Linked DNA regions of Homo sapiens: region 2 is linked to region 1. Evidence: chromatin loops called from intact Hi-C (ENCODE). Cell type or tissue: GM12878. All regions are shown on one strand. Links, peaks and the distances in the headings refer to the core of each region. The heading gives the core; the rest is flanking DNA. Region 1 holds the start of ZNF131 (zinc finger protein 131). Region 2 holds the start of NIM1K (NIM1 serine/threonine protein kinase).

Region 1 (15,264 bases), core at 3,762-11,761:
CAGAACAGTAAGACAAGTAGAAAACAAATGTTAACGTAACCGATTTAATCCCAAATATATTAGAATGACATTAAAACTGACGAACTGGCCGGGCGCGGTGGCTCACGCCTGTAATCCCAGCACTTTGGGAGGCCGAGGCAGGTGGATCACGAGTTCAGGAGTTCAAGAAACAGCCTGGCCAAGATGTTGAAACTCCATCTCTACTAAAAATACAGAAAAAAATTTGCCGGGTGTGGTGGCGGGCACCTGTAATCCCAGCTACTCCGGAGGCTGAGGCAGGAGAATCGCTTGAACCTGGGAGGTGGAGGTTGCAGTGAGCCAAGATCACACCTCTGCACTCCGGCCTGGGTGACAGAGCAAGACTCTGTCTCAAAAAAAAAGAAAAAAGAAAACAGCGATGAACTGGGGCACTCCAGCGCTAAGAGGTAGAGGAAAAGAGGTTGATCCACAAAAAGATCAAGGAGCAGGGTCCAATGAGTTCCATGTTTGCAATAAAAATAAAACAATAAAGGCAGCAACACTTGGATATTAGTGGATCCTTTGACAATAACAACATCCTGGAGGTCTCCAATCTAGGAGAGCAGCAACTATTTCCACACCTGGTTATTATTCCATTTCATATTATTATGCCAAGATGGGACAAGAGCCAAACTTGGACAAAGGATTTAGCAGCCACTGTGAACAACACTGCTGAAAAGAAAACTTCTGGCCTAGTGTGCAATCCGTACTTAGCACACTCTTCTGTGATTTTTGCTACCTGGCCCCTGTCCTGCCTTCTTTCCCAGCACCACAGGAATGATGCAGTACCCTCCAAATTGGGAGTTTCCAAGCCAGAATTAGAGTTTACTAAGTAAAGGCCAATATCCACCAGCTGGGAAACAACTAAGTAACTTTCCTTAAGTGCGTGCTACTTTCCTGAGTCCAGCAGGTTGCCTGAAAAAGAAAAGAAGGAAATAGCCCTAAAAATTGTGTCAGTTTCTTATTTGTGGCATATGTAAAATATCATGTGCTCTTCCAAAAAAGTTTGGACCTGTCATGATCCTTTTTTCATCTTGCTGCATCTGAGGGATCATTGGGGATGCCCTGAATTTTCAGTTCCTTTGGGCAAACACAAAGACAAGCTCATTTTTTGTTCCATAAATGCTTTTTTTTTGAGACGGAGTCTCACTGTCACCCAGGCTAGAGTGCAGTGGTAGAATCTCAGCTCACTGCAACCTCCACCTCCTGGGTTCAAGCGATTCTCCTGCCTCACCTCCCGAGTAGCTGGGATGACAGGCGTGCGTTACAACGCCCGGCTAATTTTTGTATTTAGTAGAGACGGGGTTTAACTATGTTGGCCAGGCTGGTCTCAAACTTCTGACCTTGTGATCCGCCTGCCTTGGCCTCCCAAAGTGCTGTGATTACAGGCGTAAGCCACTGCGCCTGGCCACTTTTTTTTTTTTTTTTTTAAGTCCAGCAGGTAGAATGTAAATCTTATGCTGGAATACAACGATAATGACCGCTTGCTGAAAGCTAATGTATACCAGCTACTAATCCAAGTGTTTCCTGTATGTTACCTCATTTGCTTCCCACAACACTGTTTCAAAGGTGAGGAAATGGAAGCTTAATGAAGTTAAACTACTTGCCTGAAATCACCCAGCTATTAGGTTGAAACAAGATTTCAACTCAGGATCCCAAACCAACCTTCTTAACCACTCTGTTATTTCCTTCCTAATGTTGCCTTAAAACATATAAAAGTGCCTGGATACCACTAGGGTAGCCAGAACTATTTGTCAATTCTTACTAAATTTGAATAATCTATTTTGATTCCACAGAAAATCTATAAACCTGCTTATTAACTGGCACAACATCTGCACCACAGGGAACTGTGTTTTAACACTAACTCATTCTAAGTCATTTACCATGTACCTGACTACGAATATTACTAGTGGAAATCATAATGTCTGGCAGATTGCTATCATATAAATTCCTGGCCACCAACTCCTACTGCATGCTGTTACTGCTGTGCTTCCTGTTGATGCTACTGTGTTATTACTGTGTCCAGGGTCCATTTCAAATCCTTTCCATTCTGTTCTGTGGCAGGCAGCGCCTATGATTGTTCCCAATGATCATGCCTTCTGCTATTTGTGCCTTTGTTCATTACTTTCCTTTGAATGTAGGCTGCCCCTGGTGGCTTGCTTCTAAAATATAGAATATGGCAAGAGTGATGGAATGTCACTTCTGAGATTGGAATACGAGAAACTTTGGTTTCTGTCTTGCTCACCCTTTCTTGCCCTCTCTGATGGACTCTAGCTGCCATGTCCTGTGGAGAGCCTGGCATGAACAGAGGCCTTGCGGAGAACTGAAGCCTTCAGTCCAAGAGCCAGGGAGGAACTGAATTCTGTCAAGAACCACTTGAGTGACCTTGGAAGCAGATCCTTTCCCATTGGAGCCTTGAGATTAAAGCCACCTTACCTGACAACTTGATAGGAGCCTTGTGAGTGACCCTGAAAGCCTAACTATGTGACACTTAGATTTCTGACCCACAGAAAGTGTGAAATAATAATATTGTTTTAAGCCACTAGGATTTGGGGGAATTGGTTACATCGCCTTCGATAACTAATACATCTTCCAGTCTCAAACTTCTTCATATCCAACACATAAATACTTTTTCTCTCCTATTCTTGAATTTTTAGTAGATGACCTGACCATCTATTTCAGGAAGAAAATAGAGGTCTTCAGTTTGATAGGAATTTCCTTAACTTCTTGAAAGCAAATCTACACTCCTGATAACTTTCAATCCATTAATCCCTCTCTTGTACAATTAGCTCCTTTTCCTCTTGTACTTTTATTTTCTTCCTCTGCTGGATCCTTCCCCCTCACCATTTAAATAGCCTAAGTCTCTCCCATCAAAACACACAAAAATAGTAAAACTGGCTAGACTCTATAGGTACTCCTTTCAACTCTTCTCTCATTTTTAAATGAAAGTTCTAAAACTGCTGTCCCAATTTTCCTAGCTATTCCTTAACCTACCTGAATATAGACTTCTCACCTCCCCTCTCTTCCCCTCAGAACTCCATTAAATCTTTTCTTGCTAAGGTCTTCTGCCAAAGACATTCATGATGCTAAATATACCAGACCATTTCCAATCTTTTTTTAGCTTGACCACTTGACCACTTGGCAGCATTTGGCACTGCTAACCACACCATTTTTTTTTTTTTTTTTTTTCCTTGAGATGGCATTCTGCTCTTGTTGTCCAGGCTGGAGTGCAATGGCGCCATCTCGGCTCACTGCAACCTCCGCCTCCTGGTTTCAAGCGATTCTCCTGCTTCAGCCTCCAGAGTAACTGGGATTACAGGCGCCTGCCACCACACCTGGCTAATTTTGTATTTTTAATAGAGACGGGGTTTCTCCATGTTGGTCAGGCTGGTCTCGAACTCCTGACCTCAGGTGATCCTCGGCCTCCCAAAGTGTTGGGATTATGGGCATGAGCCACTGCACCTGGCCCACACCCTCTCTTTTGAAACACTCTCCTTTCACGGCCTTATTGATGTCATACTCTTCCAGTTTTCCATCTTTCTTCAGCTGCAATACTCAGTCCTTTCAGCTTCTTCCTTTTCTACTCAATCCATAAACATTGATACTTTTTAGATAAAAAGTCCTACACTCTCTTCCATTCTCCCATTTGGGACTAGGAGTCCCAAACTCAAATGCTTTCAGGGACTAAGCAAATAAGGAAAATGAATGATAGCTGAGTCTAAAACATTAGAAATTGGTGGGGATTATAGGGAACTGGACAGCTCAAATCCTATGTAGAAAAGGGTTCTCCATTTGGTTAAATTCAATTGCTGTAAAAGAAGAGCGGTCCTATATACTGGAATTTCCAAAAAGCCTATTTTTGTGTCCAATTTCTTCATCTTAAGAAATACCGTGGCCAGGCACGGTGGCTCATGCCTGTAATCCCAGCCCTTTGAGAGGCGGAGGCAGGCGATCACCTGAGGTCAGAAGTTCGAGACCAGGCTGGCCAACATGGCAAAACTCTATCTCTACTACAAATACAAAAAATTAGCCAGGCATGGTGGCAGGCTGTGTGAATAATAACAATTATGATAATATTTAATTTAATTTATGTGTTATTTTATATTTATTTTTTTTTTGAGGCAGAGTCTTGCTCTGTCACCCAGGCTGGAGTGCAGTGGCACGATCTCGGCTCACGCCATTCTTCTGCCTCAGCCTTCCCAGTAGCTGGAACCACAGGTGCCCGCCACCATGCCCGGCTAATTTTTTTGTATTTTTAGTGGAGACGGGGTTTCACCGTGTTAGCAAGGATGGTCTCGATCTCCTGACCTCGTGATCTGTCCGCCTCAGCCACCCAAAGTGCTGGGATTACAGGCGTGAGCCACTGCGCCCAGCGTATTTTTTTTTTTTTTTTTTTTTGAGACAGACTCTCGCTCTGTTGCTCAGGCTGGAGTGCAGTGGCACGGTCCCAGCTCACTGCAACCTCCGCCTCCCGAGTTCAAGCGATTCTCTTGCCTCAGCCTCCCGAGTAGCTGGGATTACAGGCGCATGCCACCATGCCCGGCTAATTTTTGTATTTTTAGTAAAGACAGGGTTTCACCGTGTTGGTCAGGCTGGTCTCAAACTCCTGACCTCATGATCCACCCACCTCGGCCTCCCAAAGTGCTGGGATTACAGGCATGAGCCACCAGCTGATGATAATATTTTAAAACACCAATTCAATCTACAAGCAGCTAGCCTATCACTCCTGCAGACTCTCTTTAAACAATCCCATCTATTCTTAACACTTCAATATTCCTTTTATGCTGTAAACTTGCAAATCTCTATCTCTACGGTTAGTCTTCTTCCCTAAACTATATGTAGGCCCATATATCCAAGGGCCTCTAACATTATCTCCTTATAATAACACCTCTGGTTCCATCCTCTCTCCCCATCCAGCTCCGCCAGTTGTATTTCCTATTTTGGTAGATGGTGCCAACAATCTACTGGCTCAAGCCAGAAATCCAGGAGCCATCTTTGACTATTCTTTCTCCCTTGTCACCAATATATCCAGCAATATTTATTTAGTATCTATGGCATGCTTTACAGCCAATGTTGGTTCTATCTCTAGATTTTTTTTTTTTTTTTTGAGACAGGGTCTCACTCTGTTGCCCAGGCTGGAGTGAAGTGGCACCATCTTAGCTCACTGCAGCCTCAACCTCCCTGAGCTCAAGTGATCCTCCCACCCCAGTCTTCCAAGTAGCTGAAACAATAGGTGCACACCATCACTAATTTTTTTGTATTTTGTAGAGACGATGTTTCACCATGTCACCCAGGCTGGTCTTGAACACCTGGGTTCCAGCGATCCTCCCCGACTGGGCCTCCCAAAGTGATGGGATTACAGGCCTGAACCACTGCGCCCAGCCTATCTCTAGATTCTGACCAGCTCTCTAATTCCATTTTCCCCCATGGTTTCATCTACATTACTAACAGTCTCCCAGTTGATCTCTATTCCTAGCAGCTTGTCCCATTTAATCTGTTCTCCATATTGGGGCTAGAATTATCTCTTTAAAAAGTACATCTTAGGATGTCACCATGCGGCAAGGCTTCCCCTTGCAAAAAGAAAATCTGACATCTTCAACACTTTTTATAAGGCACCCTTGTGCGTCTATCCAGCAACATTGTTTCAGTTTCCTGAATGCTATAATCTTGGTGCCTTTGCATGTGCTATACTTTTGGCTAAGAACACTTAGACTTCACATCACTTAAAAACATTTTTTGTTTTAATACAGATGGGGTCTCGCTATGTGCCCAGGCTGGCCTCAAACTCCTGGGCTGAACTCCTCCTCCCCAACTCGGCCTCCCAAAGTGCTGGGATTACAAGCGTGAGCCACCGCGCCCGCCCACATCTCTTCTTACAGGTCAACTGGCTTTCCTTGACACCCAGTTACTTCGTTCTTCAGGTGTTGCAAAACTCATCAGCAAGCACCTAGGCAATTACTGTTCAAAATATCTATGCAGTCTACTAGACTTAAGATTCAGAAAGGCAGAAACCACATATACCTTGTTCACAGCTGGACTTCTCAGTGTCTAGTACTAGGATTCTCAATACATATCTGTTGAAGTTATGATGACATTATTACCATATAGCTATTTGAGTTCCTCCGTAATCCCAATTCTCAAGTTCTTTGAGAGAAAAAAATAAGTAAATCTCAATTATAGAATTATCCTCAAAATGTATTTATATATAATATTTCTTTGGAGGAATTAAGGAAGCAGTCACATGCAGCTGACTGTGGGTCACTGGACTTTTTTTTTTTTTTGAGACGTTGTCTCGCTCTGTCGCCCAGGCTGGAATGCAGTGGCACTACCTCAGCTCACTACAACCTCCACCTCCCCGCTTCAAGCTATTCTCCTGCCTCAGCCTCCCGAATAGCTGGGATTACAGGCGCCCACCACCATTCCCGGCTAATTTTTGTATTTTTAGTAGAGACGGGGTTTCGCCATGTTGCCCAGGCTGGTTTCGAACTCCTGACCTCATGTGCTCCACCCGCCCAGGCCTCTCAAAGTGTTGGGATTACAGGCATGAGCCACCGCGCCGGCCTGGACTCTTTAAAGGAGTGGGGAAGGCCTGCACTAACGGGATCCGGTGTAAATAATTCTGAGCAGCTCCAGGTCCTGAGCCCAGCAAGCACGTGCTGCGGCAGGGCGCGGGGAGGGCGCGCTTCGCGGAGGAAGATTCCGGGCGGCCCGAACGTGCTCGCGCCCGTAGCTGCCGCTGCCGGGGCCGCGGCCGCCCGGGTGCCCAACCGAACGCACGTGCGCCAGCGGGGCCCGAGCAGAAGGGGAGCCCCGGCTCTCACGAAGAAAATGGAGGGCGACCCACGGGTTAGGGGTCAGGAAAGGCGTGGGGCGCATTATGCCCTGGGAGGGGAAAGCACGGAACAAGAGGCTCTGAGGGACGGAGAGGAAGGAGGGCGACCCACGAGCTAGGTAAGGCGGGCCAACCCAGGTCTCGGAAGGAAGGGGGCGGGGCAGGACGGGGCGGGAGGGGCCGCGCAGTAGCTGGGCTGTGAGGACGGTTGGCGAGTTCATTCCGGGCTCGGGTCGGGAAGTGTCCGCCCCTGGAGTCAAGCTGGGGAGGGTGAGAGGTTGAAGGGCAATGACTTAGGTTCCCAGCTTCTGGCCCTGCCAGGCTCTGCAGTAGCCCAAGCCCACCGCTGCCCGGTTTCTTCTCAGAGAGCAAGCCCTCGCCCTTCGTGAGCGCCAAATCCCCGCGCTCGGCCCCGCCCATCCACTGAGGGGTGTGGGTAGGGGCGTGGCCCGTTCCCTTGCTGGTCGGCGCCCGGAAGGCGTCCGCGTCAGCCGGAGCTCGACGCGGTGACGGTGTGCGTCGACGTAAGTGACGCGCAAGCCTGGGCCGCTCCTCCTTCCCTCAGTGAGTGCCGGCCCGGTCGGGGCGGGGGAGAAGAGGGAGGGCGGGGGAGGGAGAGGCGACCCGAGAGTCGTTGTGGGTCGCGGGCCGGACCGGGTCCCGGGGCGGTGGGAGCCCCGGCCGGGCAGAAGGGCTTGGCGGGCCGTTAGAGGACCGCCACGGCTGTCGAGTCCCCTCCCTTGTTGGACTTGCGCGCCCTGGCGCTCGGAACCTCCGGCGCTGTGCCCACCCCGCTCTAGCTCGCGTCTCCCGACTCCAATTAGGTCAGGCTCGGAGTCCCGCGGCCGCGGCTCCGGTCTCAACGCTCCGGGGCCGCTCGGCTCGCCTTTCTTCCCTCGCCTTTCTCTCCTCTTGCTTCACCCTCCCCCCTTCTTTTCACGTTGCTGGTTTTTTTTGTTGTTGTTTTATGCTTTAGGGGTTTTGTTCCTCGGCTCGAGCTCATGGGTGTACATTATCATGCTCTTCTTTTGTAGAGCAGCCCGACGGCCATGGAGGCTGAAGAGACGATGGAATGCCTTCAGGAGTTCCCTGAACATCATAAAATGATCCTCGACCGATTGAATGAACAGCGAGAGCAGGACCGGTTTACTGACATCACCCTAATTGTCGACGGTGGGTAGGGCAGTGGGCAGAGGAGCGAATTTTTGGCTTCAGTTTTTTTCTGTCCTTCGGACACCCGCCTTTTTTTTTTTTTTTTTTTTTTTAACCCATCCTCTATGGTCTCCCTACCAAAGTCTGCAGAGTGTGTGCACTGGGACCAGATTGCACTTGTCAGTGTCCACTCACACAGCGTGCTGCAGAAGGCTGGTTGGTCAGTCATGCCTTCCACGTAGTCTGGTGTTCATCTCATTTTAACTTCTTACATCCTGTTGAGTGCAAGATGATGTCGTTGGGGACAGATTGTCTCAAAATGTTTGGTTGATAGCCTCTTGTTGGTAAGCTTTGAGAAGTCCCTTACAGGAGTCATTTGGGAAGTGTTGATTTTTTTTCTAGTTTCCCAAATGGTCTTGAAGGGAGAATGAGAGATTCCATTGCAGCACTCATACCCCCTTTGAGAATCTCCAAAATAAAATGGGGTCTTTACCAGCCTTAGGAGTTGCCTCTATAATGGAAGGAAATCCAGCGTGGGTATGTTTTCTGTTTAGCGAAAATAGGTTTCTCAAGGTAACCTGTTTTTAAAATTATGGGTCTACCATAGATGGAGCTTCCAAATATTAGGCATATTAAAATGTTTTTCATAGCAGACATATCCAGCTTTGTGCTTACGGTTTTTTTCTCTCTTTCCAAATGATATGTGACCTTTTGGGTTGTCCTTTTATTTAGCAGTTTCAACTGAGTTGGATATGCTTCTCACTACTTAATTGGAAACAACAGAGTGTCAAGAGGCTCCTTACCTAGTGTTGTAAATTAGGCTTTATAAAACTAAAGGGGTTTGAAGTGAAGATTTAGCTTTATATCTAATTGAGATTAACATTTGCCAAGATAGCTGCCAAGAATATTCTGCATTTAGTTCAATAATTTCTGTAGTTACGTAATGAAGGAAGACCTATTTTGCTTTATATGATTTTTAAGTCTATTTTGTAGTTATACATTTGATTTTCGTGCTTGTGTATGATTTTCTTTTTTTTTCTTATTTTACCTAGGACACCATTTTAAGGCTCACAAGGCTGTTTTGGCTGCTTGTAGTAAGTTCTTCTACAAATTCTTTCAGGAGTTTACCCAAGAACCATTGGTGGAGATAGAAGGTAAATGATTCTTGTTGTTTTTTTATTTAATAAATCAAAGAAGCCATTTTATTTAAATGCTTGTTTTAAATACAATACTTAGCAAACAATTGGTGAAGCAGTTTTAGACAGTTTATCAAGACACCATAGGAAATAGGCATCAGTAGTTCCTGTAGGTAAAGGTAGATAAATTGTTCTTTTGATACCTGAGAAGTCTTACTTTCAGTGAAGTGCTTGGTTGAATGATCTGCCAGGAAAAACTTAGATGGTAGATGTTGGTCTTTTCCATTGTGGAAACTGGTGGTCATTGTTTTTTGAAAACAAGTATTAAACGTGAATTACTATCTTTGTTCAGTGGGCTTATGTTTCAGACTGCTGGAGATGCTGCAGGTTACAGTAGAAGCTTTTACTGTACTCTATAGCAGAAGTAGTGATGTATTAGCAGAGGTACAGATGACATGCAGTGTGAAGTGGGCTGCCATAATAGGGAGAAAGCTAGGAAAAATGAACTGAAGTAGCATTTAGAGGAAATTCTGGCTCTACAATGGGATGGATCAATACCTGTTACCTTGAAGCAAAAAGTGATTTTTGTACTTTCTAGACATTTTTCTAATAATAACCTGCCAAGTGCCAGGCGTTGTGATATGTAGTTTTGTGTATTGTCTAAGGCTCACAGCAATCGTTTGATGTTGGGCAGGATGGCTTGTGCTTGTAGTCCCAGCTACTCGGGAGGCTGAGGCAGGAGGATTGCTTGAGCCCAGGAGTTCGAGGCCAGCCTGGGGCAACATAGACCCTGTCTTTTCTTTTCTTTTCTTTTCTTTTCAAAAAGGGAAGTGGTGTTATTTGTAATAATTTACACTTCAGGAAGCAGGCTCTAAAAGGTTACTTGCCCAGGGTTGTCCAACTAGCAAGGAATTAAGTTTGTGCTATTAATTACCATGCTTTTTCTTCTGCTACTGCAGTAACTCCTCCCCTACCACCAGCATCAAAATCTAAAACAGCAGGAAATAAATGTTTGCCTACGTAATTACAGAATTTTAGCTTCTTTTAGGGTTCTTGGGTTTTGGTTTTATATCTATTTCATTGTGTACGTATTCTTTGTTCTGAATGGGTTGCCTAGAAACTCCTTTTTTCCCTTTGATGCCTAGGGGAGTAAAGAAAACAAAAAAGAGTTAAGAATATTCTTTAATTTTGGTATATTCCAGTTTAGCATTATAGCTGATATATTTACAGCTAGAGTATCTTTTAATATCTATAATCAGGACAGAGACATAATTATGAAAATCCACAAAACTTAATAAAGTGAGAATCTAACTGCCCAGATGATAGTGGTTTCTACTACAAAGCAAGCCTCCATGAATTCATTCACACCTGAGGTTTATTAAATATGTGACCCCAGGCGGGTTACTTTACCTCAATTGCATACTTTTCTCCTCATCTGAAAAGTGGGTTCATAGGATTATAAAGACTAATTGCGATAACATGCAGAGTGCATGGCATGATATTTGGTGCCTTGTCAAAGCTTGATAAACAGGGTCCAGTCTAAGAAACATTAGGGAGACCTCTTCTCTACAAAAAATTTAAAAAATTATTAGCTGAGTCTGATGGCACATGCCTGTGGTCCCAGCTATTCAGGAGGCTGAGGCGGGAGGATTGCTGGGGCCCAGGAGGTCAAAGCTGCAGTGAGCCATGATTTTGCCACTGCATTGTAGCCTGGGCGACAGAGCAAGGCCCTGTCTCAAAAAAAAAAAAAAAAAGTCAGTTTATCATATTGAATATCTATAATATATCATGTACTATGTTAGACCCAGGAGATGAAGAATTAATGAATAAGATGTCCCTTAAAGAAGTCGGAAAATTTCATAACAGGTGAGCAACAGGCAAATAAAGGAGTGCAAAAAGTATTACAAAGACTATTACTGTGAAATGGTATCACTGAAGAGGGAGAATGAGTGGTTTGGTCTTCCTTAGGAAAGATTTCAAAGAGGAGTTTTGAGTCTGAGCAGAATTTTTTTTTTCTTTTTTTTGGAGATAGATTTTAGCTCTTGTTACCCAGGCTGGAGTGCAATGGCGTGATCAGGCTGGTCTCGAATTCCCCACCTCAGGTGATCCACCCGCCTCTTCCTCCCAAAGTGCTGGGATTACAGGCGTGAGACCACGACTGGCCAAGTCTGAGCAGAATTTTTAAGTCTTAAAAAATAAGTGGCCTGGCCGGATGCGGTGGCTCACGCCTGTAATCCCAGCACTTTGGGAGGCCGAGGCAGGCAGATCACCTGAGGTCGAGAGGTCGAGACCAGCCTGACCAACATGGTGAAACCCTGTCTCTACTAAAAATATAAAATTAGCCGGGCGTGGTGGTGGGCACCTGTAATCCCAGCTACTCAGGAAGGCCGAGGCAGGAGAATCGCTTGAACCCGGGAGGCGGAGGTTGTAGCGAGCTGAGTCACGCCATTGCACTCCAGCCTGGGCAACAAGAGTGAAACTCCGTCTCAAAGAAAAAAAAAAGGAAAAGTGGCCCAAGCTGGAATATTTGTTGCTGGTAGAATGAGCACACATTACCTGGAGAAGTAGAAGTAGAGCCTGGTCTTCTGAAGACTAGTCACCTTGAGATTTAGGTCTGTGGCACACACAAGTCTTCAGTATTTGAATTCTAGATAGATAAGAAAGCAAAATAGACACACACTTTATTTCTGTCATTTGGTCAGATTCAGGTTTAAATAATTAATTTGGTTCAGTATCTTAAGCCCTTAACTTTGGGGTTACAGTACTGTCTAGCAAGGTCACCTGGCTGTGGAGAAAGCCCTGGGCATATAGTTAGTTAGAAAACTTGAGTTTTAGCCCTGGCTTTAACTGTTTGTGTGCTGTGTGACCTTAGATATCTTGGCTTCCTTATTTTTCATGTCACATAATTTTGGAGTATGTCATGGACATTTGAATATTTTGTTACAAAACTGGATGCTGTTAAAATCCTCTGGAAAATATTTTTGGTTTTTTGGTTTCACTTTAGCGGGCAGTTAACCTGGTTAGGTTCAGACTGCCTCTGTGGGCTGTGGATCCAGTTTGAACTTACTTTTCAAAACCTTCGTATTGCTGTTCAGGTCCCAGGTGTGCCATCCATGCCATTGTGCAGTTCTCAGCGCCTTTCCTCTGCCGCCTTGGGTCAGTTCACACATGGGCATGTTGGTGGTAAACTTGAGATTGTATACACAAATTTAGAGGACGTTTCTTCTCTCCGTGACTTCCCTTGTACACAAGCTCCCAAGAGTTTCTTTTCGTGGTTCTTTGGTGAGAAAACTGGAATTTTAGCTTCTTTGTGCTTTTCATACGTTTTCTGTAGAGGGGCTCATTTCCTGAACAAAATGGAGAGAGAGAAAAGTTAGAGAAAAAAATAAAATGAATTCCCTCTTCCATACTCTTCCGATCATCGTCTTTTTCCTAGTTCTTTTGTCAGAAGAACTCTCTTTTAGAGTTTAGGAGACAGCTACCAGCCACAGGTGTGCAGACTCAGGATTGGGGCTTGCTTTGAGGCAGAGCTGAGAGAGAAGAAAAATTACCAGATATCCACCCCTCCCCATTGTCCCTCTCCCATTCATCATCTTTTCTAGTTCTCTAGCCAGAAGGAGTTTCTCTTGGAACTTTTCTCTGTCTTCACTCACTGCACAGTTAATGAGATTTGGGCTGTCCTCAAGTCTAAGCTGACATATGTGGGAGAAAAAAACCAGGAAACTCACTACTGTTTTGAGTTTTGATTTCTCTCGCCAGTCTGCTTGCTTCAAATTACTTTTCAGAGTCCTTGTATATTTGCTTTATGTATTCTTTCCAGGATTTTTAGTAATAATCAATGGACAAGATAGGGTGGAGTGTGCTTTCTCCATCTTAGCTAGAACTGGGACCCCGTCCCCCACTCGTAAAATATAAATAATGACTTAGCATGGCACATTAGGTGGGCATTAGAGACACCAGGGAAGCGATTACAAATATAAATGCCCAGGTTGTATCTCCAGATAATTAAAAATCTTTCAGGAGTAGGATCCAGAAAACTATATTTAAAAGTTCTCTAGGTTCTTGATATACTATGTAGGTTGTGGTCTGAGGACCACTACATGGGGATCATTTGGAAACTTGTTAGAAATGTAGACTCAGGTTCCATTCCAGACCTGCTGAATTGGAACAAGATCCCCAGATGGTGCCTACGCACAGTAAAATTTGAGCAGCACTGCCCTAGCATGATTCTAGTGTGCAGTCAATGTTGAGGACCACTGTCTTAGAGGATTGCGTAAAAGCAAATGACGTGTATATAAATTTAGATTGTAATATTCTCTGAGTATAAACTCATTAGGTGCAAGCTGAGCTCACCCTCCATGTTTTCTGTGTTCCTGGTTAAAGTAAGTTACCTTTGATGAAAACCACAGGTTCATCTTTGACTTCAAATCAGATTTGTTGCTATTGAAGCTAATTGGATCCCAGCTCAGCTTTGTGGCTTGGATTCACACCATATAAAATCTTCAACAGACATTCATTCCTTTGTTCAGAACACACAACCTTCTAACGTGAACCTCCAATTTTCTAAATTCATTCTTTTTCTACTTCACCTGAAACCACAGATCCATGGCACTTAGTTTCTCTGTAACAGCAGCTCTACCATGGTGTCCAGAAATTTTAGCCCCTACTATCAAGAACAAAACATCCTTGTACATGTTTATACATCTTTTTGAGTAGGAGTTTTCCACCAGTTGCAGGGATTCCCTGAGTCTAGAGTAATGCCACAATGCTGCTCCCTTTTACTCCTTTCTAAGCATTTCTGTCAGGGAGAAGACTTAGATTCAGTTGTTCACTTTAACATTTTCCTTAGATACTCTCTTAGAAAAGTTGTATTCTGCGCACTTCTGTTATGAAGGGAGTAAGGGATTGCTGAGATTTGTTAAGTTACCAAACTAGTCTTGATAGATGTATAATTATTACATATCCACCATCACTTCATTTAGCTGGGCAAGTATTATCAGTTTGGTTCATGTTAGCTAATTAGGTCACTGGTTTGTTCCTAGGACAGTGTTGGGCTGGTCATATAAGTTAGAAGCACCTGGGAGCTGGGCATGGTGGCTCACGCCTGTAATCCCAGCACTTTGGGAGGCCGAGCGGGCGGATCATGAGGTCAGGAGATCGAGATCATCCTGGCTGACAGAGTGAAACCCCGTCTCTACTAAAAATACAAAAAAAATTAGCTGGGCATGGTGGTGGGCACCTGTAGTCCCAGCTACTTGGGAGGCTGAGGCAGGAGAATGGTGTGAACCTGGGAGGCGGAGCTTGCAGTGAGCTGAGATGGCGCCACTGCACTCCAGCCTGGGCGACAGAGCGAGACTCCATCTCAAAAAAAAAAAAAAAAAAAAACACACCTGGGGTGCTCATAATAAAAAAAACAAAAACCCAGATATTTATCCCAGTTTTGATTCCAAAGATCAGGTACCAGTACTTTCTTTTTGGAGACAGGGTCTTGCTCTGTCACCCAGGCTGGAGTGCAGTGTACCATCATGGCTCATTGCAACCTTGACCTCCTGAGTTCAAGCAGTCCTCTCACCTCAGCCTTCTAACTACAAGCACATACCACCAAGGCCAGCTAGTCTTTGTATTTTTATTTATTATTTATTATTATTACTATTTTTGAGACGGAGTCTCACTCTGTTGCCCAGGTTGGGGTGCAGTGTGGTGTGATCTTGGCTTACTGCAGTCTCCGCCTCCCGGGTTCAAGCAATTTTCATGCCTCAGCCTCACAAGTAGCTGGAATTAAGGCTCCCACCACCATGCCCAGCTAATATTTTTTGTATTTTTAGTAGAGATAGGGTTTCACCATGTTGGCCAGGCTGGTCTCAAACTCCTGACCTAAAGTGATCTGCGTGCTTCAGCCTCCCAAAGTGCTGGTATTGCAGGCATGAGCCACCATGCCCAGCCTAGTTTTTGTATTTTTTGTAGAGAAGAGATCTCACTACTTTGCCCATGCTGGTCTTGAACTACCAGCCTTAAGCAATGCTCCTGCCTTGGCCTCCCATAGTGCTAGGATTACAGGCATGAGCCACCACACCCAGCCCTTGGTACCAGTACTTTATTTAGTCTATAGGTGATTCTCATCAGTCA
Region 2 (15,264 bases), core at 1-8,000, 72 kb after region 1:
TTTTTGGAGACAGAGTCTCGCTCTGCCTCCCAGGCTGGAGTGCAGTGGCGCGATCTCGGCTCACTGCAAGCTCCGCCTCCCGGGTTCACGCCATTCTCCTGCCTCAGCCTCCCGAGTTGCTGGACTACAGGCACCTGCCACCACGCCCGGCTAATTTTTTTTGTATTTTTAGTAGAGACGGGGTTTCACCGTGTTAGCCCGGATGGTCTCCATCTCCTGACCTCGTGATCCACCCGCCTCGGCCTCCCAAAGTGCTGGGATTACAGGCGTGAGCCACCGTGCCCGGCCTTTCAGTTTAATTTTTATTGGATTTAACGGAAATAAGAAGGAAAGCAGAAAAAATTGCTAAACCTCAGAAAAAGGTTTTTTACAAGAAATATTAGTTCTTACAAGTTTCCTATAAAGTTAAGAAAAAAGGGATTTTAATAATACTAGTTGTTGTAAATAAGTGATTCAATTTTAAGCTATCAATTCACCCCTGCTGTGAAAGATACTGAAATCGGCACTCTCAAACCTCTTGATTTAATTATATTTGCATTATCATAAAGTCAGTGTGCAGGTTAGTGCAAGAGAAAATTCATGAACAGAAGGTAGATCTGAAGAAATTACCTAGAATGTAGCACAAAATGTTAAAAATCTAGAGAATCTGAGAAAAGACATGAAATAGAATGAGAAGGTCTGACACACATAGTATAAAATAGAGATTCCTGAAAGAAAGATAAAAGTTGGGAAGGGTTCTGTTATGGACTAAATTTTTGTATCTCCCAATTCATATATTGAAATCTTAACTCCCAATGTGATGGTATTAGCCTAAAGTGTTCAGTAACCTTTTAAGCTACTAGAACCTATCATCACCTCTGCCTTGTGCATGCTCTTTGGGGTGTGATGGTGAGGATCTATGTCACAGAGAGCCTCTGTCAGATTGGGTGTTTGAGGCTCTTGGTTTCTAGGCAATTTCTCTATGAAATTTTATTCTGTTTATTTGAATTCAAGGGTCTTTTATATCTTTAAAAATATGTAGAGTTTCTCCCTGCATTTTATTGCATTAGAAAGAAAATAGACTGATGGCATGTACTATTTTAAAGATTACTCTTAAAAAAAAAAAACAACAAACCTCTTGTCTTTTGAGGAGGGGATGTCTCTTTAAAAACAAATTTTCTCGAGAGAACCCTTGTTCTACATAAATAGATGACCACTCTCAGAAGCCAAGGAAGCAGTTGTTTCAGGTTCTTTCAATTTTCTTTCCAATCTCAACCGTCAGTGCACGGAGCTGTCCAAGGTTTTTATTTCTTGCCCTTCCCGTTCCTGACCCCTTTAATCATCACACAAACAGGCAGCAGAGACAAAGTAATGAAGAACACCAACTCTGGAGTCAAACAAACTGGGTTAGAGTCCCAGAGCCAGCATTCAACAGTTGTGTGATCTCGATCAAATCCTGTAACCTCTCTGGGCTTCAGTTTCTTCATCTATCAAAACAAGGATGACAGTAACAGTACCTAACCCATAGATTATCATGAGGATTTAATCAGTTACTCTTTGTAAAAGAGTTTATTACAATGCCTGGCAAATAGCAAAAAAGGAATTTTGGGGTTCCCTAGTTTCTACCATAAAAGAATTGTAGACATGGGTTATGTTGCTACTTAACAGTTTTGCTCTTGTAAATATTGCTCTGGCAATCAATACAGGATGGAGAGCAGGAGGAAGTAGAAAGAATGCTCGCAGAACTATGACTTAGGGTGTCTAGTCCTGGCTCTGCCATTAATCAGTTGTGTGACCCTTGCTAAGTTAACTGACCCCTCTGAACTCAGTTTTTTTTTTCTCTCTCTGTAAAAGGAAGGGCTTAAACTTCAGTAAATAACCGGTATGTTTTATTTAGTATTTTGCGAATCCCATTTCCAACTCTACGTTCAATCCAGTGACGGTATTTCTAGTTTATAAACTAGAAAAATAATCTTTGGCATCTGAGGGTCACAGCCGAGAGTATCTCCCTAGCAGGAGATTAGGGAGCCAGTGACAAAGTGGCACCAGGGGAACCGATGTATGCCAGGAATCCAGACAGAGGGTGACATTAGCACTTCTTTCTGCAGAACCTAAACCCTGCCCGACTCACCCGGAGGAGCTGTCACGGTGGTTTGCTGGAAACCCCCTTTCTGTTGGGAGGATTACTGGGTCACGGTTTCCCAAGGACATGGAAACCCTTGCTGAAGCGCTGGAACCGCTCGGCACGAGGCGTACGTCGGTGGGAGCTGTGTCAGCCCGCTTTCGGCCGTGTAGCTGCTCCCATCCAGACTCTAGAAGGGGTCCTCTTTGCGTCAGGCCCAATCACCCCCCTCCCCGAGCGACTGCACTGGGTGTCCCTGCGCCGCGCGTCCCCTCCCTCTCGCCCCTCCCTCCTGGCTGCCATAGAAACCAGCTTACAAGGTCCAGGCCGGCGTCCGGGTGCACTACAGGCCCCCCGTCCCTCCTTCCCCACGCCAGCCCCTCGCTCCGGATTGGTCCTTCAGGAAACGCTGTGGGGCGTCTCGGTCCCCGCTGCGGAGCCGGCCTAGGCCGGAGGGCGGGGTTTGCCCTGGGCCGCTGCCGGTCAGGTCGGCCGCCCCTGACAGCTCCGGGAGCCTCAAGCGCGACAGCGGCGCCCTCACCTCGGGACATCCACACACCGACCGCTCCTGCTCCAGAGGCAACAACCCAGCGCGCCTAGCCTGGCGCCGTGCAGCGAAGCCCAAGAGCTGGCCTCGCCACGAAGGTAAGCGAGGGGCTGGGGGACTCGCCGCCAGCACCCCCACCCCGCCACCCTTCCTCTGCTAGGCTGCAGACCTGGGTGGCTGAGGAGGAGGCGCCTCTCCTCCCCGCGACCCAAGGAAGAAAGGAAGCCCTGCCACGGGGTGTCTGCGAAGTGGGGTCAGAAGAAGGTTAGGCGCTTTCTGGGGCGTACCCCCACACCTGCCCAGGCCGATCCGCAAGCGAGAGGAGGGGGCATTAGAGCCAGGGCGAGAGCGTGCTCGCGCGTGTGTGCCCGTGTCATGTGTGGTGCCCGTGTCATGTGCGGCGCCCATGTCTATGTGCGCGCGTGTGTGCACCCATGTCTCTGTATGGTGTGGACACTCGTGTCTGCGTGCGCGTCCACACGTGAGCCGAGGAGCGCAGCTTAGCGCCTAGCGTTGCGCACAGCGGGTGCGCTGGACCAGAGCCCTAAGGCACCAGACCAAATCTGGAGCGTTTGTTACAAGGGCAGAAGACCGGCGTGATCTCCCCACGCGCGCCGGCCGGTGCTGCTGGTGGAGAGAACTGACATCTAACGCATGTGGCCCAGGAGAACAAAACCTTCCATTGCACCCCACGCCGCGACTCTCCCCAGCGAAAGGTGCTTCTTTTGGAAGACCGCACGAAGTAAGGAAGAGCCTCTTTTCCTCTTCCTGGATATCCCTCCAGGAATATTAGAAGCTCCAGGACTCCTTGATACGACCAGGAAAAGATCGCAACCGGGTCTTTAAAATATCGATTCCAGCCAGCTTCTGCGTGCTTGACACATCTTGGCAGATGGAGAAGTCAAGGCAATAGATAACATGGGCAGCAAAGATTCTGCTATAGCACTTCTTTCCTTTCTGTTTTTTCCTTCCCTCCTTCCCTCCTTTTCCCTCTTCTCCCTCCCTCCTTTCCTCCTCCTCCTCTCCCCTTCTCTTCTCCTCCTCCCTCCCTCCCTTTCTCCCTTTCTCCTCTCTTTTCCCCTTCCCTCCCCTGTTTTCGTCCTCCTGAGTACAGTAGACAAGAGGGCTCTCTGTCTACCCCCCCTCCCCCACCCCATTCCTCATCCCGTTTCAAAATAAGAGCGAATGAATCACATTCTAAGCTCTTACCCGTGCAGTTCTGACAAGTTTGGAAATTACACAAATCGCGTTTGCAATTGAGGCCGCGGGAATCCAAAAGGGAAACAAACGAAACCAGATGAAAAAAAGTGATTCCAAGTCAAGATTTCAAATGGAAATCTAAGGTGAATATTTGTTTATGGTAATAAGATTTTTTTTAATGTTTGAAAAGTATGTATCACACTAGCTTGCATCATCAGTATTCAATGTGATTCACAGAACCGCTTCAAAAGATGGTTTCTGTTAGTGTTGCAACAGCACTTCTAATTCTGGTTGTCATGGTTACTGAAGAAGTCGCCCTGCTCTATTGAGAGGCTGTCTAGTTAGAAGCAGGAACTGTTCTCCAGAGGACCTTCTCTTGTACCCTCGTTGTCACCATGGTAATAATTGAGTTTATGAAAATGTACTTACTTTTTCCCTTAAAGTACTAAAATCCCAAGGCATGTTGTTGTTTTTTTTATTTTATTTTTTCAGAGTTTGCAGTCCATGCAACACAGCTTTCCGCTCAGACAAATGAGAGTAAACACTGCCCTCCAGCAAGTTAAATGGCCCCAAATAGTCATGCTGCCCAGCTCTCTTCCCACAGCTCACTGCACGAACAGAGGACAGAGGAGGGTGTTAGATGTTCCACGAATCCTGGCCTGAGCCCAGATCGCCCTCGCCATTTAGCATTTACATTTGGAAGCCTAATTAGCTTTCTAATTAGGAGATGGGAGAATGTAGGGGGGGATTCCTGCGAGAGGCTAGTGGGGAAAAAGCTGAATCCAACTCCCCATGGACTGGTGTTTGGTGTGCCATTGAATTTGCCTAGTAAACCCTCATGGGTTTATTTTTAGCTGGACCACTGTTAAATGGTAAGCCTGGAAAAACCTTCAGAGAAGCCTCCTTCTGTGTTAGGAAAAAATGTGGATTGGATATTTGGTTTGAGGTGTGTGCTTTTTTTCTAACTACATTTAAAATAAAGACAGGTTTATATGAAATCTGAATTCCCCAGTAATAACTACAGATAGGTTATAGAGCCCTTTATATTCTTGGTTTAACCCTAGGTTTTTAGTTGAAAAGGTTTAATTTGGGGCAAGCAGTGGTACCATTTCAAATACTTTTATCAGCAAATGTTGGTTTCTTTAAAGAACCGTAATTCATTACACATCCACGATTTCTGAGCTTCAAATTCTAACATTGATAGCATGTGATTAGACAGCTTGAAGCCCTCAGACTTACAGTTTTGTTTTATTTTCTTTTCGTTTTTAGAGACTGGGTCTCGCCATGTTGCCCAGGCATGTCTCAAACTCCTGGGCTCAAGGGATCTTCCTGCCTCAGCCTCCTGAGGAGCTGGGACTACAGGTGCATGACAGACTTATCATACATTTTTAAAAAAACAAAAGCAAAGATTTTTGTCTTAGTAGGTTAATGTTTTTGTCACATATATAGTTTCATTTTGAGAAACTTAAAAATTAAAATATAACATTAAATCCAACTTCATTCTTTGAATCTGATCACTGTATTTCTCTAGGGATTAAAGAGTTTTAATTCATTGGTTGATTTTCTTTCACTTGTTGAAAGGACAAACTGTTCATAAAATTTGTTTCATTTTGTATTTTGTCATTTCCTATTGTCATTCTAGAAAAAGGTCTCTAGAATTGAAGTTTTAATTTTCAGGAGAAGAAGAAAATATTCAAATTGCTTATGAAGATAATAGTCTACAACTTGAATTAACCACATCATAGTTCTTAAATTACTTTCTCTCAAGAACTTCAAGGTTAGCTTAGCCATTATTATACAGCATCCTGAGGAATATTAATCAGTTTTACAGATGGACAAGTTGTGTTCAAAAGCCAAGTGATAGGTCGGTGCCGTGGCTCAGGCCTGTAATCCCAATACTTTGGGAGGCTGAAGCAGAAGGACTGCTTGAGCCCAGGAGTTCGAGACCAGCCTGGGCAACATGGTGAGACCTTGTCTCTATAAAAATTTTTTAAAAATTAGCTGGGTGTGGTGGTGCATGCCTGTAGTCCCAGCTACTGGGGAGACTGAGGGAGGAGGATTGCTTGAGCCTGGGAGGTTCAAGGCTGCAGTGAGCTGTGATTATGCCACTGCATTCCATCCTGGGAGACACAGAAAGACTCTGAATCCAAAAAAAAAAAAAAAAAAAGTGATTTCAGCTAACCACTTGGAAAATCGAGACAAAAATCTAAATTGTCTGACATGAGCATTATGAATATGAGCATTAGCCAAGACTTAAGAGAAATTCAGGGCATGGATAGCGGGAAGAATTTAAGATTAGAGAGCAAAATAAAACTGTTAAGGGGAAAAAACTGTAAGGAGAAAGCAGATTAATAGAAAGAAAGTAAAAGCGAAAACATCAAGTGAAAAGAGGGTTGCACAGAAGGAAAACGAAGTTGCAGAATAGGAAACTAAGAAGAACTCCACTCTTCATCTTCCACAGAGAACACTGATGGTTTTCCAGAAAGCAGTCAGTACCCTATTTAGCAAAATCGTGTGACTTGGGAGGCCTTAGCGGCAGATCTTAGTTCATTCTGACTCCCTGCCACCCATCCAAGTGGTGTGGGCTGAGGCAGCTGTCTTTTCGGGTCTCCTGAACTAGCTGCTCATTAGATCTTTTCTCCCTAATCCTAAAGCCATCAAGAAGCTTTCTGTGTCTCTATTTGTTGGAATTATCTAGTTGGGATAATATATGGATACACTTGATTACATAATTGCACTGAAATTTTTCTTTTTACTTTAAAAAATTGTTCAAATTGTTATCATCACAATGCATTCACCTAATTTTATGAGAGTATATTAAAAGCTTATAACTGGCTGGGCGCGGTGGCTTACGCCTGTAATCCCAGCACTTTGGGAGGCCGAGGTGGGTGGATCATGAGGTCAGGAGATCGAGACCATCCTGGCTAACACAGTGAAACCCTGTCTCTACTAAATATACAAAAAAAAAAAAATTAGCCAGGTGTGGTGGTGGGCGCCTGTAGTCCCAGCTACTCGGGAGGCTGAGGCAGGAGAATGGCTTGAGCCTGAGAGATGGAGCTTGTAGTGAGCCGAGATCGCGCCACTGCACTCCAGCCTGGGCGACAGAGCGAGACTCTGTCTCAAAAATAAATAAATAAATAAATAAAAAATAAAAGCTTATAACTAAAACAACAGTCCCAGTCTCCAGAGGCAATCATTTTGAACTCTTGGCTGTTTGATCACTTACCTCCCTATGTCCAAATAATTAGCTTATGTTGCTGTTTTTTCTTTTTTTCTTGAGACAGGTTCTCACACTGTTGCCCAGGGTAGAGTACAGTGGTGTGATCATGGCTCACTGCAGCCTTAAATTCCTGAGTTCAAGCAATCCTTCCCCCTCAACCTCTTGAGTAGCTGGGGCTATAGGTGCACGCTACCATGCCCATGCCCAGCTTTTTTTTTTTTTTTTTTTTTTTGGTAAAGACAAGGTTTCACTATGTTGCCCAGCCTGGTCTCAAACTCCTGGGCTCAAGCAATCCTCTCACTTTGGCCTCCCAAAGTGCTGGGATTACAAGCATGAGCCACCATGCCTGGCCACTGGTTCTTGATTTATCAATTTTGGACAGAATCTATTGACTTATTTATTTTTATGTTTTATTTAGAGGCAGGATCTCACTCACCTAGACTACAGTGCAGTGGTACAATCATAGCTCACTGCAGCCTAGAACTTCTGGGCACAAGTGATCCTCTCATTTCAGACTCCAGAGTAGCTGGGACTACAGGCATGCACCATCATGTCCAGCTAAGTTTTTTATTTTTGTAGAGTTGTCGGTGGTAGGGGGGGCGGGCCTCTCTATGTTGCCCAGGCTGGTCTTGAACTCCTGGCCTCAAGCCATCCTTCTGCCTTGGCCTCCCAAAGTGCTGGGATTACAGGCGTGAGCCACCACGCCTGGCCAAATTAGTTCTATTCTTGGCTAATAAAATACACCTTAGTCATTTTTAATCATGAAGATTTTTAAAGAGCCTTTTAAACTTTTTGGAAATTTGAAATGTAGCCAAATACTCCCTCAGATGTAATCAACAGCGCCAGCCCTTGAGCTCCTACAGAACACAGAGGTACTGATTTTTCCACCCTTTATACTGCCTCAATTTCCATGATCCATACTCCATACCCCCTCTCCCATTTTACCATTTCCCTGACCTACATTTCTCTATCTTTCAGTACTTGCTGAATCACACCTGGAAATTCCTTCAGGCCTTATCTCCTTCCAGATGTTCTCTTTTGGGCCCCACCCTGTCTGTACCTATCTCTAGTTTAGCCTTTGGCCATTATATTTAGACGATCTGTTTATGCATCTACCTTGCCCCACTAGCTGTAGATTTAGTTATATCTACATTGTTCCTGGGGGTAACTTGTACACTTAAACATGGAGGACGGAGCTTAAAAATAATGTTTGTTGAACTGAACACGTCATCTTGATATTGAAGGAGTATTCCATAGTAGAGTAAGAGGGGTAGCAACCTCACATTGCTTAGAGTAGGGGTGAGGGCAAGGAAGTAGGGGGAAAACATAATCTATTTCTTTTCTTTTCTTTTTTCCGATGGAGGAGTCTTGCTCTGCACCCGCACCTGGCCAATATGATTTCTTTCTTTCTTTCTTTCTTTCTTTCTTTCTTTCTTTCTTTCTTTCTTTCTTTCTTTCTTTCTTTCTTTCTTTCTCTTTCTTTCTTTCTTTCTTTCTTTCTTTCTTTCTTTCTTTTCTTTCTTTCCTTTCTTTCTTTCTCTCTTTCTCTCCTTTCTTCCTTCCTTCCTTACTTCCTTCCTCCCTTCCTTCCTTTCTGTCTTTCTGTCTTTCTTTCTTTCTGTCTTGCTCTCTCTCTCTCCCCCTTCCTCCCTCCCTCCCTCTCGAGCTCGCTCTCTTTCTTTCTTTCCTACTTTCCTTCCTTCCTTCTTTCTTTCCTTCTTTCTATAGTGAAAACTGTCTTTATTTTTATTGCCTTTTATTTTCAACAATGATTACTTGAACTTAAAAAAAAAAGAGCGGACTTTATTAAGTAATGATTACTGAAAAGCCAAACCTTTCCAGCCCACTTCATATTGTCTTTTAACCATTTCAGAACACGATCTATTTCTTATCCTCCTACTTTCTAGCAGCATCTGTTTAGAGGGGATTGCCTGTGGCACACACAGCTCCTGCTCATGAGACAAGGTGAAGAAGCCTCATCTGTTTTGTGTGAAGCACAGACCCTGAGGTCAGACAGTCTTGGGCTTGAAATTAAACTTGGATGTTAATTGCCTGTATGGCTTTGGACAAGTTACCAAGTCCTTCTGAAGTTTAGTTTCTTCATCTGAAAAATGAGGATAATAGCAGGCACCTTTTAGGGCTGTTGTAAAGATTTTTAAAAATATGTATAAAGGGCCAAGCACGGTGGCTCACACCTGTAATCCCAGCACTTTAGGAGGCCAAGGTGGGTGGATCACCTGAGGTCAGGAGTTCGAGACCAGCCTGACCAATATGGAAAAACCCCATCTCTACTAAAAATACAAAATTAGCTGGGCATGGTGGCACGTGCCTGTAATTCCAGCTACTTGGGAAGCTAAGGCAGGAGAATAGCTTGAACCCGGGAGGCAGAGGTTGCAGTGAGCTGAGATTGTGCCATTGTACTCCAGCCTGGGCAACAAGAGTGAAGCTCTGTCTCCAAAAAAAAAAAAAAAATATATATATATATATATATATATATATATATATGAAAAATGTATATATCTATAAATGAAATGCCATCTCTACTAAAATATATATATATATGTATAAAGTAGTTGAAATGAAATAATGACTAGTCTTCTAAGTTAGGTACGCTTTGGCCTGCAGTTAACTAAAGAATCTTCCTGCTTAGCTAGAAGTTTATTTTTCTTGCAGAAGAAGAGGTCTAGATAAGCAATTAAGAGCTTTGTTTTAGCTGCCATCAGAGACCTAGTTTATTCCTATCTTTCTGTTCTGCTATCCATCCTTTTGCCCTCATATTTATCACTTCATGGTCTCTAGGTGGCTACTACTCCTCTGTAAGTTCCACAGGGGAAGGAAATGAAAGGAGCTGCTCCAGCTGCAACTATCCTCTTTCAACAGGAAAGCACTAATTATCAGAAACACCACACTAAGGTCTTACTGGCCAAAACTGTGTCTCAGAGCTATCCCTATCTTTGAGGGAGAAAGGGAAACTGGGATCGCCAGCTACTATAACAGAAGGCAAAGAAAGGAGAAGAGAGTTAGTAGTGACGTTGAGTGAGCCAGGCTGCAGTGATGTCTGCCACACTATCACTTATTGATAGGGTGGCCATATGTCCCAGTTCGTCAGTGCAACCCCGGTTTACACCTGTTGTCCTAGTGTGATTGTTATTATTATTTTTTGAGACAGAGTTTTGTTCTTGCCCAGGCTGGAGTGCAATGGTGTGATCTCGGCTCACTGCAACCTCTGCCTCCCGGGTTCAAGTGATTCTCCTGCTTCGGCCTCCTGAGTAGCTGGGATTACAGGCATGTGCCATCACGCATGCTCAGCTAATTTTGTATTCTTAGCAGAGACGGGGTTTCTTGGCCAGGCTGGTCTCGAACTCCTGACCTCAGGTAATCTGCCCACCTCGGCCTCCCAAAGTGCTGGGATTACAGGCCTGAGCCACTGCACCCGGCCGTCCTAGTGCAATTATTAATAGCACCCCATTCTCAGAGGTGTCTTGGTTTGAATGACAGATTCTATGTTCACCCTTCTTATTGAGCACTTGCTATTTATTGTAGGCTCTCATTAAGTAGTAGTTATTTTATTTTATTTTATTTTTTGAGATGGAGTCTCACTCTGCCTCCCAGGCTGGAGTGCAGTGACGCGATCTCGGCTCACTGCAAACTCCGCCTCCCAGGTTCACGCCATTCTCCTGCCTCAGCCTCCCGAGTAGCTAGGACTACAGGTGCCCGCCTCCATGCCCGGCTACTTTTTTGTATTTTTAGTAGAGACGGGGTTTCCCCGTGTTAGCCAGGATGGTCTTGACCTCCCGACCTCGTGATCTGCCCGCCTCAGCCTCCCAAAGTGATGAGATTACAGGCGTGAGCCACTGCGCCCGGCCAGTAGTAGTTACTAAGACAGCTAGAACACAACCGTAAGATACACAACAAGTCAAGTTTACATGCAGTGATTGCTTGTGTAGTACAGGCAGGAGGTACACTGAGTTTACAAGGGAGAGGAATGAGTGTGAATTGACAAAGAGTTGAGGTCAGCTGGTCCGGATGGAGAGGAAATAATATGGGGAAATTGTAACACCAAGGCGAGAGAAGTAACTGGGTTGGACCCAGTTTAAAATATGCAAAAGTGGCTGGGCGCGTTGGCTCAAGCCTGTAATCCCAGCACTTTAGGAGGCCGAGTCGGGTGGATCATGGGGTCAGGAGTTCAAGACCAGCCTGGCCAAGATGGTGAAACCCTGTCTCTACTAAAAACTACAAAAATTAGCCAGGCACGGTGACAGGCTCCTGTAATCCCAGCTACTTCAGAAGCCAAGGGAGGAGAATTGCTTGAGCCTGGGCGGCAGAGGTTGCAGTTAGCCAAGATGGCGCCGCTGCACTCCAGCCTGGGCAACAGAGCCAGACAACATCTCAAAAAAAAAAAAAAAAAATTCATGCCTGTAATCCCAGCACTTTGGGAGGCCAAGGCGGGCGGATCATAAGGTCATGAGATCGAGACCATTCTGGCTAACACGGTGAAACCCTGTCTCTACTAAAACTACAAAAAATTAGCTGGGCATGGTGGCGGGCGCCTGCATTCCCAGCTACTGGGGAGGCTGAGGCAGGAGAATGGCGTGAACCTGGGAGGCGGAGCTTGCAGTGAGCGGAGATGGAACCACTGCACTCCAGCCTGGGTGACAGAACAAGACTCCGTCTCAAAAAAAAAAAAAGGAAAAGTACACAGTTGATATGCCAGGGACTTTTCTTTGAAGACTAACAACAAAGTTTTCATGCTGCCTTTGTTTGAATGATGAACACTTTGTAATATGAGGTACAATGCTAAGATATGATTGGATCTAAGAGCATTCTTAGAACTGATGACACAAAATAAAACAGCCATTCATATTTGTGAAGCCAAATATATTTTTTTTTGCTGTTAGAAAGCCTACCACAAAAGTTTAACATGTGAGAAGAAAGATATTTTTCTGACCGGGCGTGGTGGTTCATGCCTGTAATCCCAGCACTGTGGGAGGCTGAGGTGGGTGGATGATGAGGTCAAGAGATTGAAACCATCCTGGCCAACATGGTGAAACCCCGTCTGTACTAAAAATACAAAAATTAGCTGGGCGTGGTGGCACGCACCTGTAGTCCCAGCTACTCAGGAGGCTGAGGCAGGAGAATCACTTGAACCCTAGAGGCAGAGGTTGCAGTGAGCTGAGATCGTGCCACTGCACTCCAGCCTGGTGACAGAGCGAGACTCCCTCTGAGCGAGACTCCCTCTCAAAAAAAAAAAAAAAAAGAAAGATATTTTTCTAAATTATTCTCTTGAGCCTATAGTAGATTGTGACCTTGAGCTATTTGATAATAAATCCTCCTCTATCAAGAGAAAATATTTGCAGCTTCCAAATTTTCTTTTGAGTTAATATTAAAGGAAAACATTTATGGTCATTAATTTTTTTTCTTAGCTTGACTTTTAAATCCCCCCAATTTTTTTTTATTTTTATTTTTCAGAAACAGGATCTCCCTCTGTCATGCAGACTGGAGTGCAATGGCATGGGCATAATTCACTGTAGCCTCAAACCCCTGGGCTCAAGAGATCCTTTCTCCTCAGCCTCCCAAAGTGCTAGGATTATAGGTGTAAGCCACTGTGCCTAGCCCCCAAATTTGTTTTAGATATTTATTCATTCTGTTAGGCTGGTTGGTGAGCTGATATAGCTGAAAGAGACAAAGTAAAGACATTTGGTCCTAGTCTCATCCCTGCCACTGTCTCTTTACCCCTCTGGGTCTGTTTATTCCAATACAAAATGCGAGATTAAAAAATCCTACAAGCCCCTCCCCAGTGGACTCCTAAAAGTCCCCTAGTGTGCTTGGGTAATCAAGGGAAACTGAATCAGCCAGTCGGCTTGGAGCCTCAGGTTAATTTGGTTTAGCCAAGTATTAAGAAGTAAGATTGCAGAGGAAAACTGAGATAAGACCCTGAAGTGCCTCACATCCAGCTAAGTAAATTGCCATTTGTTTTTGCCATTTACTAAGCAGCGCTGAAGAAAAAGGTCAGTGTGAAAACGGGTGTGCTGGAACGGTCAGAAGGAGGAAAGACTGACAAGGGATAAAAATACTTGTTTTATTCTGAGTTTTGAGTTATTTTACAATGTTCAGTGACCTCACAACATACCTGGTTCAAATTGCAGAGTAGTAGACCCTAGAAAGCCTCACTGCCACGCTCAGCTTACCTGCTGCTGGCTCCATGTCCTGAGATTTTCAATGGCGCCTCACAATTCTCATCATCTAGACACAATCTATTGCTGGTTGCTCTTCAGCTCCAGCCTTTCGATGACTGTTTTGCTTCTGCTGGAATGTTTGTTGGTAGCCTTTAGTTTTGCTCCTAACCGCCTTCCACCATCCCCCCAGCCCCACCGCCCCGCCATAGCTCCTTCACTACTTAGCAGCTGCACAAGAAGACCTCCCTCCTAGGCTCCACTCAGTTCCCAAGAAGAGCAATTCTTACTGCTCTAGGATTAAATTTATGCTACTGCTATTAACATTTTAGGATATCTATAGTGTTAAATCAAGTTCAGCCTAAAGCTGCCTCCCTACATATTTTGAGTTTGGCCTAAAAGTTTCTCTGTACATTGTGAACTACAACCTAAATGCAGTTGTTAACGGACTGAAGCCTACTTTTGTGCCAGTCACCGAGTTTTGGCCAATGAAAGGTGGCCAACTGTTCAAACCATGTTCAAATAAGGCAAACGTTGAACTGTGACGAATCCGGCTGTTTTTGTACCTCACTTCCATTTTCTGTGCATCACTTTTCTTTTTCTGTCCATAAATCTTCCACCACTTGGCTGTGCTGGAGTCTCTGAGCCTACTCTGGCTTGGGAGGCTGCCCAATTCATGAATAATTGTTTGCTCAGCTAAACTCTGTTAAACTTAATTTGGCTAAGGTTTTTCTTTTAACAATAGTCATATAGTACACTAATCTGTGGTGTTTCTTTATTGAACTATGGTGACATTACCAGAGCTAGTCTCAACTTTCCATAAAAAATCCCTCCTTTGGCTGGGCACAGTGGCTCACGTCTGTAATCCCAGCACTTTGGGAGGCCGAGGCAGGCAGATCACCTGAGGTCAGGAGTTCAAGACCAGCCTGGCCAACATGGTGAAACCCCGTCTCTACTAGAAATACAAAAATTAGCTGGGCATGGTGGCAGGCACCTATAATCCCAGCTACTCGGGAGGCTGAGGCAGGAGAATCACTTGAACCCAGGAGGCAGAAGTTGCAATGAGCTGAGATCTCGACACTGCACTCCAGCCTGGGCAAGAAGAGTTAAACTCCATCTCCAAAAAAAAAAAGTGGTGTAATTTGTGTATTTACTATCACTGATAGTTCCAATGGTTTTTTTTTTTTTTTTTTTTTGAGACGGAGTCTCACTCTGTGGCCCAGGCTGGAGTGCAGTGGCTCGATCTCAGCTCACTGCAACCTCCGCTTCCTGGGGGGTTCAAGAGATTCTCCTGCCTCAGCCTCCTGAGTAGGATTACAGGCACGTACCACCACTCCTGGCTAATTTTTGTATTTTTAGTAGAGATGGAGTTTCACCATATTGGCCAGGCTGGTCTCGAACTCCTGACCTCAAGTGATTCGCCCACCTCAGCCTCCCAAAGTGCTGGGATTACAGGCGTGAGCCACCACACCCAGCCTGATAGTTCCAATGGTTAATTCAAAAACAAGGCACAGTCCAGGAGTGGTGGCTCACGCCTATAATCCTAGTGCTTTGGGAGGCCGAGGCGGGTGGATCACCTGAGGTCAGGAGTTCAAGACCAGCCTGGCCAACTTGGCAAAATCCCGTCTCTACTAAAAAAATACAAAAAATTAGGCGGGCATGGTGGTGGGTGCCTGTAACCCCAGTGACTTGGGAGGCGGAGGAACAAGAATCAGTTGAACCCAGGAGGCGGAGGTTGCAGTGAGCCAAGATGGTGCCACTGCAGTCCAGCCTGGGCAACAGAAAGAGGCTCTGTCTCAAAAAAAAAAAAAAAGTCACAGCTGGGTGTGGTGGCTCACGCCTGTAATCCGAGCACTTTGGGAGGCTGAGGCGGGTGGATTACTTGAGCCCAGGAGTTTAAAACCAATGTAAGCAACATGGCAAAATCAAATATACAAAATTTAGCTGGGTGAGGTGGCGCTCGCCTGTAGTCCCAGCTACTTGGGAGACTGAGGTGGGAGGATCTCTGGAGCCCGGGAGGTCG

Evidence for each region. Peaks named below come from ENCODE experiments on the same cell type or tissue, not always from the same donor. Only the 100,000 strongest peaks of a DNase experiment are listed, where the experiment ranks them.
Region 2: a loop joins it to region 1, with 3 times the contacts of the local background. A loop is called at or near these places in 24 of 110 quality-filtered maps.

What each region holds. Positions count from the first base shown.
Region 1 is chr5:43,114,155-43,129,418 of GRCh38, forward strand. ZNF131 (zinc finger protein 131) reads left to right here and starts at 6,760. Exons shown (of 7, transcript NM_001330707.2): 1 at 6,760-6,969; 2 at 7,885-8,023; 3 at 9,055-9,156. The coding sequence starts at 7,900. RefSeq lists enhancers at 6,422-6,481, 7,279-7,847, 7,848-8,415 and silencers at 6,662-7,011, 7,442-7,701. In GM12878, for the core only: no CTCF peak of the experiment used is centred there; DNase peaks (open chromatin) are centred at 6,897, 7,287 and 8,281; H3K4me3 peaks cover 3,882 bases; H3K27ac peaks cover 3,402 bases.
Region 2 is chr5:43,189,666-43,204,929 of GRCh38, forward strand. NIM1K (NIM1 serine/threonine protein kinase) reads left to right here and starts at 2,560. Exons shown (of 4, transcript NM_153361.4): 1 at 2,560-2,746. RefSeq lists a silencer at 2,401-2,540 and an enhancer at 2,876-3,585. In GM12878, for the core only: no CTCF peak of the experiment used is centred there; no DNase peak of the experiment used is centred there; H3K4me3 peaks cover 2,772 bases.